2 separate regions of the Homo sapiens genome follow, and region 1 is linked to region 2. A link is a contact called in ENCODE Hi-C or POLR2A ChIA-PET data. All regions are on one chromosome and are shown on one strand. The core of a region is the stretch at or near the end of the contact, and the rest is flanking DNA. Distances in the headings are between cores, read along the strand shown. Region 1 holds the start of TNRC6C (trinucleotide repeat containing adaptor 6C). Region 2 has its middle 37 kb from the start of LINC01987.

Evidence for each region. A loop is a pair of places that touch in the nucleus more often than their neighbours do. ChIA-PET counts read pairs that join two places held with the same protein, here RNA polymerase II (POLR2A). Pooled maps may share reads with other maps.
Region 1: a loop to region 2 is called in a pooled map, with 2.2 times the contacts of the local background. The contact joins the promoter of TNRC6C here to the enhancer-like site in region 2. A Hi-C loop is called at or near these places in 1 of 50 pooled maps. POLR2A ChIA-PET finds 5 or more read pairs at or near these places in 10 of 52 experiments (AG04450, CD4-positive, alpha-beta T cell, CD4-positive, alpha-beta memory T cell and 7 more).

What each region holds. Positions count from the first base shown.
Region 1 is chr17:77,956,058-77,961,511 of GRCh38, forward strand. TNRC6C (trinucleotide repeat containing adaptor 6C) reads left to right here and starts at 2,646. Exons shown (of 23, transcript NM_001142640.2): 1 at 2,646-3,211. RefSeq lists silencers at 2,261-2,310, 2,331-2,790 and enhancers at 2,463-3,022, 3,023-3,581.
Region 2 is chr17:77,688,523-77,694,260 of GRCh38, forward strand. No RefSeq gene overlaps it. Among named protein-coding and RNA genes, the nearest start is that of LINC01987, 37 kb to the right of the region's middle. RefSeq lists enhancers at 2,046-2,925, 2,926-3,804. Within about 2 kb of position 1,794, at least 4 of the 41 ENCODE cell types and tissues checked have a DNase peak (open chromatin) inside an H3K27ac peak, as active enhancers do.

The DNA.
Region 1 (5,454 bases), core at 1,396-3,895, 270 kb after region 2:
ACTGGCCAAAACACTCCATTTGGGATCTGACCAGCTCAGAGTGCAATCTCTTAAACTGGACACTATTTTAACGTAGTGTTGTTGTCGTCTTCAAGCAGTTCACACATTTAGCCTTGTTGAACGTGTGGTCATCTATAACTAGAATTTTTTACATTACCTTGTATCCAGCTAAGTCTTCTTCATTTGTCCTCAACTAGTTGACATTTTAATTTAAGAGACACATTTAACATTTAGTCCTCTTAAACGTAATTTTGTTGGTTTTACCCTTTTTTTTTTTGAGACAGAATCTAGCTCTGTCATCCAGACTGGAGTGCATTGGCGCCTTCTCTGCTCACTGCAACCTCTGCCTCCCAGGTTCAAGGGATTCTCCTGCCTCAACCTCCCAGGTAGCTGAGACTACAGGCGCCCGCCACCATGCCTGGCTAATTTTTTGTATTTTTAGTAGAGATGTCACCATGTTAGCCAGCATGGTCTCCATCTCCTGACCTCCTGATCCGTCTGCCTTGGCCTCCCAAAGTGCTGGGATTACAGGCGTGAGCCACCATGCCCAGCCCTATAGATGATCAACTTATACCTTAGTTATAAGGTGGTGGTGGCAGGGCTGATAACAGGATGACCAACCCGAAACATGAACGTACCCATTTTTACAGTTGTGCCTGGGGTTCCTACTCATACTTTATCAGTTCAAACAACCACTAATAAGTGACACTGCTCTGCAGTCTTAACATTCATGGCCACCATATGCCTCAATGTTTCTGGGTCAACTTTAGTTTCAAACATTATCTCTACTGTCACAGGTCCACATGCCAAACTATGAGTCCAGTTTGGGGTTCAGAACATATAGTCTCTATAGTTCTGCCTTTTCTCGGTGCTCAGAGTCTAATATCATTGGAGAAGAGGACGATTTTTGCCTGATTAAACTGAGGGAGGGGGATAAGAAAGGGAACCAAAGACAATGCTAAATAATGTATTTTGGTTCAATTTTCCAAAAAGTGAAGCTCTGCTTATCACAATGATTGGTCCACTCTGGTCCACCCAGATACCTGGATTCCTCATTTATGTAGCAGCAGTCTACTTCGTGGGCGCTGCCTATTTTGAAGATGTTATTTTGCACTCCCTTCTGGAGCATGTGATAATACCTCTACCTTTGAGAAATACAAAAGATGTAGGTTCTCTGCAGTCGAGAATTAAATGAACGTAAATAAAATGAATAGACAAGGCAGAAGCCTCCATGTCAGCTCCCTCTGCCTTCAGATCCTTCTAAGGGATGTGGGTTCTCGGGAGGGGAAATACACAACACGATACAACAGACATTTGACGACCCTTTAGAGGCTGGTTGTGAATCTGACTACCGGAGGGCTTAAAATATGGCAGTAAGAAGAAAGGAGCTCATGGGACCCTGAAGGGAAACGAGAGCGGGGAATTTGTCTCTTTCATCCACAGTCGTTTCAAAGCATGACACTTGCGGTAACAAAATTGCATTGCGAAAGTACTAGTGTGTTATTATCTCCTCTTCAAGACAGGGACACGTAGACAGGGAATGGCCTCTTCCAATACCAACTTCCAAGTAGCACTGCTGATCCTCCACTGAACGATGGGGGAAAAGCTAGCCTGCTTCTGCGACCTTGCATGAAAATGGAGAAAATTCTTGGTTTCAAAATCTTCTCCTGGCTTGAACCGAAAGTTAAAAAGGGACTTTTCGAATTGCACATTGCGCCTGACCTTACCTACCACTAATGAATAATGGATATCGAGGAGCCGTGGAATGGAGGATCACGGCGGCGTACGGAGCACCGGGGAGGAATCGTGGGGTGCGTAGGCGCCGGAGCGCCCGGGTTCGGCCCGGACCGAAGGCTTGCGCGGTGAAGGTGTGGTGTCTGTGCTCCGGGGAAAGGGCTGTCTCCCCGGGGGACTGTTTCGCAGCGAGGCTTGTTTTGCTCGCAGCTGGGCGCTCCCTGGGGAGCGACTGAGCGCAAGGGCGGGCCGGGAGGCGCGAGGCGAGCACGATGCTCCAGGGCCCCAAGGACTCGTGTGCGTGTGCGTGTGCAAAGTGGGGCGGTGCAGGGCGTGTGCACGGCACGGGCGAGACGCGCGCCGGTGCGGGCGCCGGGCGCCGCCGGGCGCAATTACAGCATAAAGCCCGGGCGCCGCGGGGCGCTGGCCCGGAGAACCCACCGGACGCGCAGAACCGGATCGGCACCCCTCCCGCCAGCACCCTAACGCGGAGCCACAGCGCCCAGGGACCGGAGGGCAGGCGGCGGCGGTAAAGGACACCACGCAAGTCTCCACGTAACCCCCCCGAGCAGTGCAAGCTCCCAGGACTGGCGCGCGTCCCGGCCACTCGGAGCGCGCACCGCTCGCACCCCGGCGCGCTCCCCGCGCGGTGCAGGGAACCACAGCGCGGGCGGGTATTAAGGGGAAAGGAGGAGGCGTGGCCTGGCCGAGGAGCCAATGGGCCGGGAGGGGCGCGCGGGGGAGGAGCTCAGGTGCAGAGTGCCGATTGGCCAGTTCGCCCTCCGGTATGCAGATACGGTGGGAGTCACGTGCTAGGGGCCGGGACGACTTCCTGTTGGAGGCCAACGCGGGGCGGGGAAGGGGGCGCGAGCGCCCCGTCTGGCTGAAGCGGGGGGAGGGGGGTTCTTGTCAGTTAGAGCAACAAGATGGCCGCGGTGGCAGCTCCGCACCTCAGCGCGACGGCCCCGGGAGCCGTAGCCGCCGCCGCCGGCCCCGCCGCCGCGCAGTCTTGAGCGCCGCCCGGGCCGCCCCCTGACAGGGCAGTCCCAGCGCCCGCCGCGCTCCCGCCGCCGTCACCGTCGCAGTAGCCGCGGGCCCGCCCGAGCCGGAGGCGGAGGGAGCGGAGCGGCCCCGCGCCCAGCCGTCCGCAGCTGCCACCGCCGCCGCCGCCGCCGCCTAGGACCCGGACCCCGCCGGAGCCGCATCCCGCCGGGCGTGAGGAGGAGGACGCGTCGCGGCGTTGCCGGGGCCGGACCTGGACCTGCCGGGACGCGCCGCCGCCCACTCGCCCGCGCCGCCGCCGCAGCCGCCGCCGCCGCCCGCGCCGGGACCTGAGTCCGTGGCGCCGGCGCTGAGCGGGCCCCCGCCGCCCGCGCACTCCCGAGGCCCTCGGGCGGTTGTTCGTGCCGCCGCCGCCGCCAGGCCCGCGCCACCGGAGCCCCGCGGAGCCGCCGCCGCCGCCGGGGACGGAGCCCAGGTGAGCGCGGCAGTCCGCCCGCTCCTCGCCGCAGCCGCAACTTTGCCGGGAGGTTCGCGGGCCCTTTGTTCGGCCGAGCCGAGCCGGGGCGGGCGCTGGCCCCTAGCGACCCGCGTGCGGCGCCAGGCCCCGGGCCGGCCGGGTTTGAGGGGAGCGGCGGGAAGCGGCCGGGGCCGGGGCGCGTGTGTGCTAGTGTGAGACGGGGCTGTGCAGACGCCCGGTGTGCATCACAATCAAACGGGAGTGGAATGGAGGGCTGAAGATGGATGTGCCCCCTCCCTTTTAAAACTCATGCAGCGGTGAAATTCGGTCCTTTCCGGGCAGCCCCCCGCAGATTTTGCACTGGTGATGGCAGGCGCGAACCCGCCGTGTTTTGGTGCAGGAGCCCGGTGCCGTTGTTTGGGGGAAGAGAAAAACCCGGGGCGTGCTGCGGGTGGGCGGAGAAGGACCCCTGGGCGCTCTGCGGCTCTGAAATCAGGTGGATTTTCTAACGGTGCTGCGGACTGCGGAGTAATGCGTATGAGGAAAACGAGCCGTACAACATCTGTCCTGTTATCAGATAACGTAACCCGAGCGCCTGGTTGCCGCCTCTGCTTTAAGCGGTGCCTCCTTTGCACCTTTACCTTGAGGACGAGATTTAATTAATTGATTCGTAGCTATGAAAATGTGCAGATGTGGATGTGGGGGTTCCCTGCCTGTTAACCTGGGGAAGAAATAACTGGCAAGCATGTTACACGGAGCTTTGGGGATCTTAGCAAAAATGAAGGCTTGCTGCTTGGATGTTGTGCCGGGAGGTAGGGGAGGAGGAGCCGCTAGATCGTGGCTGCACCTATTGCATTCGAAGGCATTTGACGGTATTGGTGATTCTGCACGTAATTAGTGGAGTTGTCTCAAACCTTTGCCTCCGCCAAATGAAACCTCCATTTGAGTGGTCCGCTCGGTTATTTCTAGGCGTGAACTGCGGATTCTAAACTCAAAATGGTGCTCTGTAGATGTCCAACTTCAGCGTCTTTAAGGAGTTGCAAGTTGGAGCCTTCTGACTGGGTTAATCCATTGTGTAGCCGAGGTTCGGTTTTTCTCGAGTGTCTGGTGTTCACGTTGACGTACTTCGGCCAGTACAAGGTAGCCAATTTATGGTGATCGCTGTGAGAGCCTCGTACGTCCCTGAATGTAATTTGAGCCTGCATAAGGCCTACTTTATGCAAGTGATTTCCTGCAGTTGGAATTGAATAACTATGCGAATGAGTTGAGACCCTGGAAACCTGGCTTGAGTGATTTCAGAGGACAGTGGTAGCTGGTTTGAAATGTGTAGGGGGTGTTGGCAATGATATTCATAGATTCCGGATTTCCTTCAGTACTGTATGAAAGAATAAATGATAAAACTTAGCCCCAGGCCAGATGAACTTGGTTAGTAGAGGGCACCTTGAAGAAATTTACATTGTTCCAGAACAGCAGAGGTGGCAATGGTCTTTGAGCATGTTTCACTGTAGCACCCCTAGGATGCTTTGTTGGGGGAAATAATGCAAAACAGGGTTTTTAAAATGACTAGTTCAGTTGTCGGAATTAATTTTGTGTGTATTAATAGAACAAAGTAATGATGTGAACAGTTGTAACTTTACCTATACTGAAAGTTTTTTTTCTACAGAAAGTTTTTAATATTTATTTTCATAAGAATAGACATTCTTGGAAGCTGTTTTTCATACAGATTTCTCATGACCTGACCATAGGCATAGTCAGGCCGTGAGAAATTGATAGCTCAGAAAACGGTAATAGTAAACACACACACACACTCGTTTTTATTATAAGGATCTGATTTTAAAAGCTTGTTTGTAACTCTTCTGTGCTTCTTGTCCAAAACAAAGACCTTGCTGACCTTACCTCGGTTTTACTTTTTTTTTTTTTTTTTGAGACAGTTTCGTTCTTGTTGCCCAGGCTGGAGTGCAATGGCACGATCTCGGGTCACTGCAACCTCCGCCTCCCGGGTTCAAGCGATTCTCTTGCCTCACCCTCCCGAGTAGCAGGGATTACAGGTGCCCGCCGCCACGCCCGGCTAATTTTTGTATTTTTAGTAGAGACGGGGTTTTGCCATGTTGGCCAGGCTGGTCTCGAACTCCTGACTTCAGGTGATCCGCCTGTCTCGGCCTCCCAAAGTGCTGGGATTACAGGCGTGAGCCACCACGCTCGGCCGGTTTTACTTTTAAGGTATGAAATTAAATACGGTTGATACTGAGACTGTCTGTCAT
Region 2 (5,738 bases), core at 544-3,043:
GAGAGGAGACACCCCCATCGTCATTGCAGAATGATCTCCTGCCCAGCACACCCCCTGCCGATCCTCCAGCAGCCCCATGCTAAGGAAATAACAGCCTCCCTACCCACCTCCCCCAGCCTTCCCCTCTGCTCTCTGCTCCCTAGAGTTCCTGGAATAAAGTCAAAGGAGACAGGAACAGGGCAGGTATCCACCTGCTCACTCTCTCCAATCAACTCTTTAGGGGCTTTTGCTATCAATGCAGCCCTGGAAGGGTATAGATCAATTCCCCTCACCTTTCCACCCTCCCACCCACCCATCCACCCACAGAAATCATTGCAGCTGGAAAACTGTTGGATGTGGAGAGTAAATCTGCAAATCTGAGTGATATGGACAAAAAGGCATTTGAAGTTCTTAGGAGGGGAATCGTGTAGCCTTGAGAGGCGTGAGGTAAAAATGGCTGTGGCTTGGACCCCGTTCCATGTGAGGAAGCCAGGGATCTTTTCTTTAGAAGTCTTGCTAATGTGGTATTTAAAAAAAAAAAATCAATGCCACATTGCCACGAATGGACGCATCTATTCCAGGTAGAGAAGGCTGTTGTCTGGGAAGCATACAGCAGCTATTATAAACACTGAAAGTCAGTTGTTTAGCCCCCATTCATGGGCACTCTCTGAGGACCAGGCACATGGGGCTTCTGAGAGCATAAGGGAGCTCTCCATTTAGGAGGAACCAGGTGATGAGCAAACAGGATCCATTGAGGCTCTGAGATAGACGCTTCCACCTGGCGTCCAACCCATCCCAAGAACTCTGATGAGCAAGTGCTTCCCATTTTGCAGAAAAGGAGACTGAGATTCAGAGTGGAGAAGTGAGCACCAAGCTCATTCAGCCCATTTTACAGACAAGGAGACTGACATTCAGAGTGGAGAAGTGAGCACCAAGCTCATTCAGCCCATTTTACAGACAAGGAGACTGACATTCAGAGTGGAGAAGTGAGCACCAAGCTCATTCAGCCCATTTTACAGACAAGGAGACTGACATTCAGAGTGGAGAAGTGAGCACCAAGCTCATTCAGCCCATTTTACAGACAAGGAGACTGACATTCAGAGTGGAGAAGTGAGTGCTCAGCCCACTCAGGTCTCCAGGGCCAGAGCAGCCAGAATGGGTGCCAAAAAAGAAAAAAGAAAAATTGAATAAGACCTACTATTTGATAGCACAATAGGGTGACTATAGCCAACAATAACTTAATTGTACATTTTAAAATAACTTAAAGAGTGTCATTGGATTGTTTGTCACTCAAAAGATAAATGCTTGAGGGGATGGATACCCCACTCTCCATGGCGTGTGTATTTCCTATTGCATGCCTGTATCAAACATCTCATGTACCCCACAAATATGCACACCAACCACGTACCCAGAAAAATTAAAAATATAAATAAGGCCAGGCATGGTGGCTCACGCCTGTAATCCCAACACTTTGGGAGGCAGAGGCAGGCGGATCATTTGAGGTCAGGAGTTCAAGATCAGCCTGGACAACATAGCGAAACCTCATCTCTACTAAAAACACAAAAAATTAGCTGGGTGTGGTGGCATGCACCTGTAGTTTCAGCTACTCGGGAGGATGAGGCACGAGAATCGCTGGAACCTAGGAGGCAGAGGCTGCAGTGAGCTGAGATCATGCCACTGCCCTCCAGCCTGGGAGACAGAGTGAGAAAAAATAAAAAATAAAAATAAACTTAAAAATAAAAGAAAATAAACCCTCCAAGAATTCTGAGCTCCGCCTACTACGCCATGTCCTCCCTGGAAGGAAGAGGCAAGATTTTCCCTTTCCAAGCCCTGAAACAGCTGCACTGACCACTCCCATTCCAGGGACCAGGGTCTGAGACATCTGGGTGGCTGTCTGCCAGGCAGACCCCGTAAAATGGGACAGCCCACCCTGCTCCTGCCACGTCAGGCCACTGGGATGGGAAGCTCTAAACAGCCCCCGCCCCCCCAGGCTGCAGCTCGAGGAGGAGCGAAGCCTCTTTCCTTGCACTAATTTGCAGTGCAGTGTGCTGTCTGCCTCGTGGGCACATGGAACGTATATAAATTACCCCGCCAGGACGATTAACTGTTTGTCCAGGCTAATTGTCAGTATTAAATCTCGCTCAGTCACAGTTTTAAAGCTTAATTTAAATTCTCTATCTTTAAGAAATCCATACTCCCTCCCACCACGGGAGAAAAAATAGATTTAATGGGTTTAGTCCATTTCCGTTTGTAGCAACCCAAGTTATAATTAGGCATGTGCAAAGCGGATGTTTCGGCGGGCGGTGAGCCTGCAGACCTGCTCCTCTCCTTCCCGGCAGGGCCGGTCCTGGTGGGGAGTGCCCTTGTCTTTGCTGCCCTAGATAAATTTCTGAATTAGGAGTTATTGCTCAGAGACCCCTGAGCCTCCATGGCAGCCCCTCCCGATTATGGCATTAATCTTGTCAATGTGCTTAAAGGTGGAGAAAGAATTCATCCTCAAAGGTGGAAGGCACAAGAAAGCAGCCAGGAAACCCCTCTGCCCAGGAGCCAAGAGCTCGGGGGAGCCATGGGATGCAGGCGGATGGGGGGGCTTCCCCTCATGTCTTCCTGAGACCACTGCCCCGCCAGATGCCCCCTTGCCCTGAAGGCTGATGCTGCCACTGCAGCTTATCAGGAGTGAGGACCCCTCCTTCCTCTCCTCTTTCTTTCTGTTCCCAGATACCCGCTTAGAAGCAGGTTGGAGCCAGGAAAATGCAGACAACTAAGGCATAGATGTAGAGGATGCAAACTGAACAAAGCTACTGAAAGCCCCCACACTCATCCCCCTTAATGTCCTAGGGGGAACTGAGACTCAGAGAGAGGCGTGACTTGCCCAAGGGCACACAGCTGGCCTGGGTTGCAGCTGAATCCCAGGGGACTTGGCACCCATTGCCTTGCTACACATTCATGACCAGGGTGAGGTGCAATTCCTTGTTCAAGGGACACGCTTGGAAGAGGAATCTTCATCGCCCTTCCTAATTCTATGCATCATCAACACCAGGGCACGTATGTTTACGCTCATTGTCCCTCACTGGGCTTGCCCCATGCAGAGGGTGGCCTGGGGGAGCAGAGATGGCAGGGAGGGCAGCTGGAAGTCCAGGTCAGAGAGAGGAGAGTGTGACCAGGGTGGCAGCAGGAGGCATGGAAAAGACGGATGCATGGAGAGGGGTGAAGAGCGTGGGAACCAGGGCTGGGGCTGCCCAGACCTGGGCACTGGGGAGGGCAAGGGAAGCGTCAGTGACAACTCCAGGGTCTGAACCTGCGGGGTGAGGAAGCAGGTGGTAGCAGTGACTGCCCGGGAGTCTGAGGAGGGGGCTGGTTAAGTGGGGAAGGTGAGCGTGATGCCAGGTGTGCTGGCTGCAGGGGACAGAAGGTGTGCAGGGCTCTCCCCGGGGCCCCTAGGCTCCTGAAAGGCGGTGCCCTAAGCATCGGCTCCATCTCGTTGTCCCTACCCCCGTCCCTACCCCCGTCACAGTGGCCGGCAAGGGCCCAACACTTAGCAATTGTCAAAGAATCGGCAGACGTGTCCAGTGGGAGCTGAGGCAGGGACAGGGACATCAGGCCCACGTGTTGAAGGCGTGGGCCTCCCACACCACTGCCCTCAGTGTTGTGTAACTCAAAAACCCATGTGTAACTTTTGACTCTCCTAAAACTTAACTACGAATAGCCTGCTGTTGACCAGAAGCCTTACTGAGAACAGTCAATGAACACATATTTTGTATGTCATTATGTGTATTTTATTTTGTAAGTTATATGTTACTGCATTCTTATGATAAAGTAAGCTGGAGAAAAGAAAATGTTATAAAGAAGATGATAAGGGACAGAAAACATATTTACTCATTAGGTGGAAGCGGATCATCATAAAGGTCTTCACCCTTCTTGTCTTTACATTGAGGAGGCTGAAGAGGAGGATGAGGAGGGGTAGGTCTTGCTGTCTCGCAGGTGGCAGAGATGGAAGGAAATCTGTGCATAAGTGGACCATGCAGTTCAAACCCATGTTGTTCAAGGGTCACCTGGAGTTGAGGAAGGTGCCGTCTTTCTCCCAAGGCCCAGGGTTTTCTTTGCAGAGAGCCTCGTGATTTAGCCCTCTGGAGAGGAGGGAAGCGAGGCCAAGCTTAGCAGTGTGTCATGGATGTGTTGTTTGGGCCCCAGGGCATGAGTCACCTGCCCTAGTTTTTTTTTTTTTTTTTTTTTTTTTTTTTTTTTTGTAAAGGTCCTGCTGTTGGGTGGATTCATATTTTCGGTATCAGCCTGGGAGATCCTGAGTGCAGGATGTGGTTCTGCCCCTCTGGTCCCTGTTCTGTTGTGTGCATTTGTGTACACGTGCACCCACCTCCCCTTCTTCAAGGTGCTTGCCCTTCCGCCACCCGATGCCCAACAGGGACCCAACTTAAGACACACACAATTATTTCTGCAGGTCCCTTGAGCTCAAAGTCACCCGAATGTGAGCTGGAGTGAATGCAACCAAGCAGTCCCAGCAACACAGACTGCCCTGCTGGATGCCAGCATGACTGGGAATTTCACTCCCCCACTGACGGGGGAGCCTGGGGGTGTTCATGTGTGTTTTCCTCGGTGGTGTGAAGAAAGTCATTTGGTCCTGTAACGGCTGCCCTGTCACGGTGGGAAGTTAGAAAACAAACTTGGCAATCACACCCACCTTGACTTCCCAACCCTGCGAGAGAGCTTCACAGCAGGACCAGGAGAACAGTTCTTGGGACCTTTCTCTTTCCACCTGTTTCATCTCACACTGCTGCCCCTGCTTCTGTGACCTGCAGCAGTCTGCAGGGTTTGAACCCTTGATCTGCCAGAAGCCCACCCCAGGGCTGGGACCAACTTGCTCTGCTGCCAGTCCCACCCCCCCTGGCACAGGGACACATGGATGGGGACGTAGATGGGTGCTGACTGGTCATGAATGACCTCCAGAACAGGAACAGAGGAGGGTTTTTCAGTGGGGCGGCCCCAAGGTGCCAGCGCGGGGAAAAGTGGCTGCCCGGCCATTAGGTAGATGTATTATTTGTCCTCAAAGGTCTGCGCAGGATCCTGGGCCAACTGGGGCAGCTCTCAGGCTGGGCTTTGCCAGATCGGAGAGCAAGGCCCCCAGGCTGCTCCCACATGGAATGCACGCTAAGGCATCCTCCCTCCTCCGCTCTGTAGCCTTTCACAGAAAAACAAAAAATCAAACCTGTTCTCGTCTCTATCAAAGCTCACGTTGAAGATGACAGTGTTTCTCATTTCCTCGACTCTCTCTGAAAATATGTGAAATTAGGGGAAATGAAGAGAAGAAATTGAAATAACAAGTGAGGCTGGAGAAGAACCAGCCTCAGAAACAGAGGTGCCTGGAGAAGGAGGAGGGTGGGTTGTGGGAGGAGGAGGAGAGGAAACTCAGGGCTGGCGATTTCGGATGAGGCAGGTGCTGGCTCTCAGGAGGGAGAGAAGCCTGCGGTGGAGACAGCATCCTCGTCTGCCCCCTGGGAAGCGAGGGAAGGACCTTGGCCGAGGGGGACCTAGGAGCATGAAGAGCAGGAGAAAGCAGGGGGGTGCCTGATATGGTTTGGCTCTGTGTTCCCACTCAAATCTCATCTTGAATTGTAATCCCCTCATGTCAGGGGAGGGACCTGGAGGGAGGTGACTAGATCATGGGGGTGGATTTCCTTCATGCTGTTCTCGTGAAAGTGAGGGAGTTCTCACGAGATCTGACGGTTTAAAGTATGACACTTCCC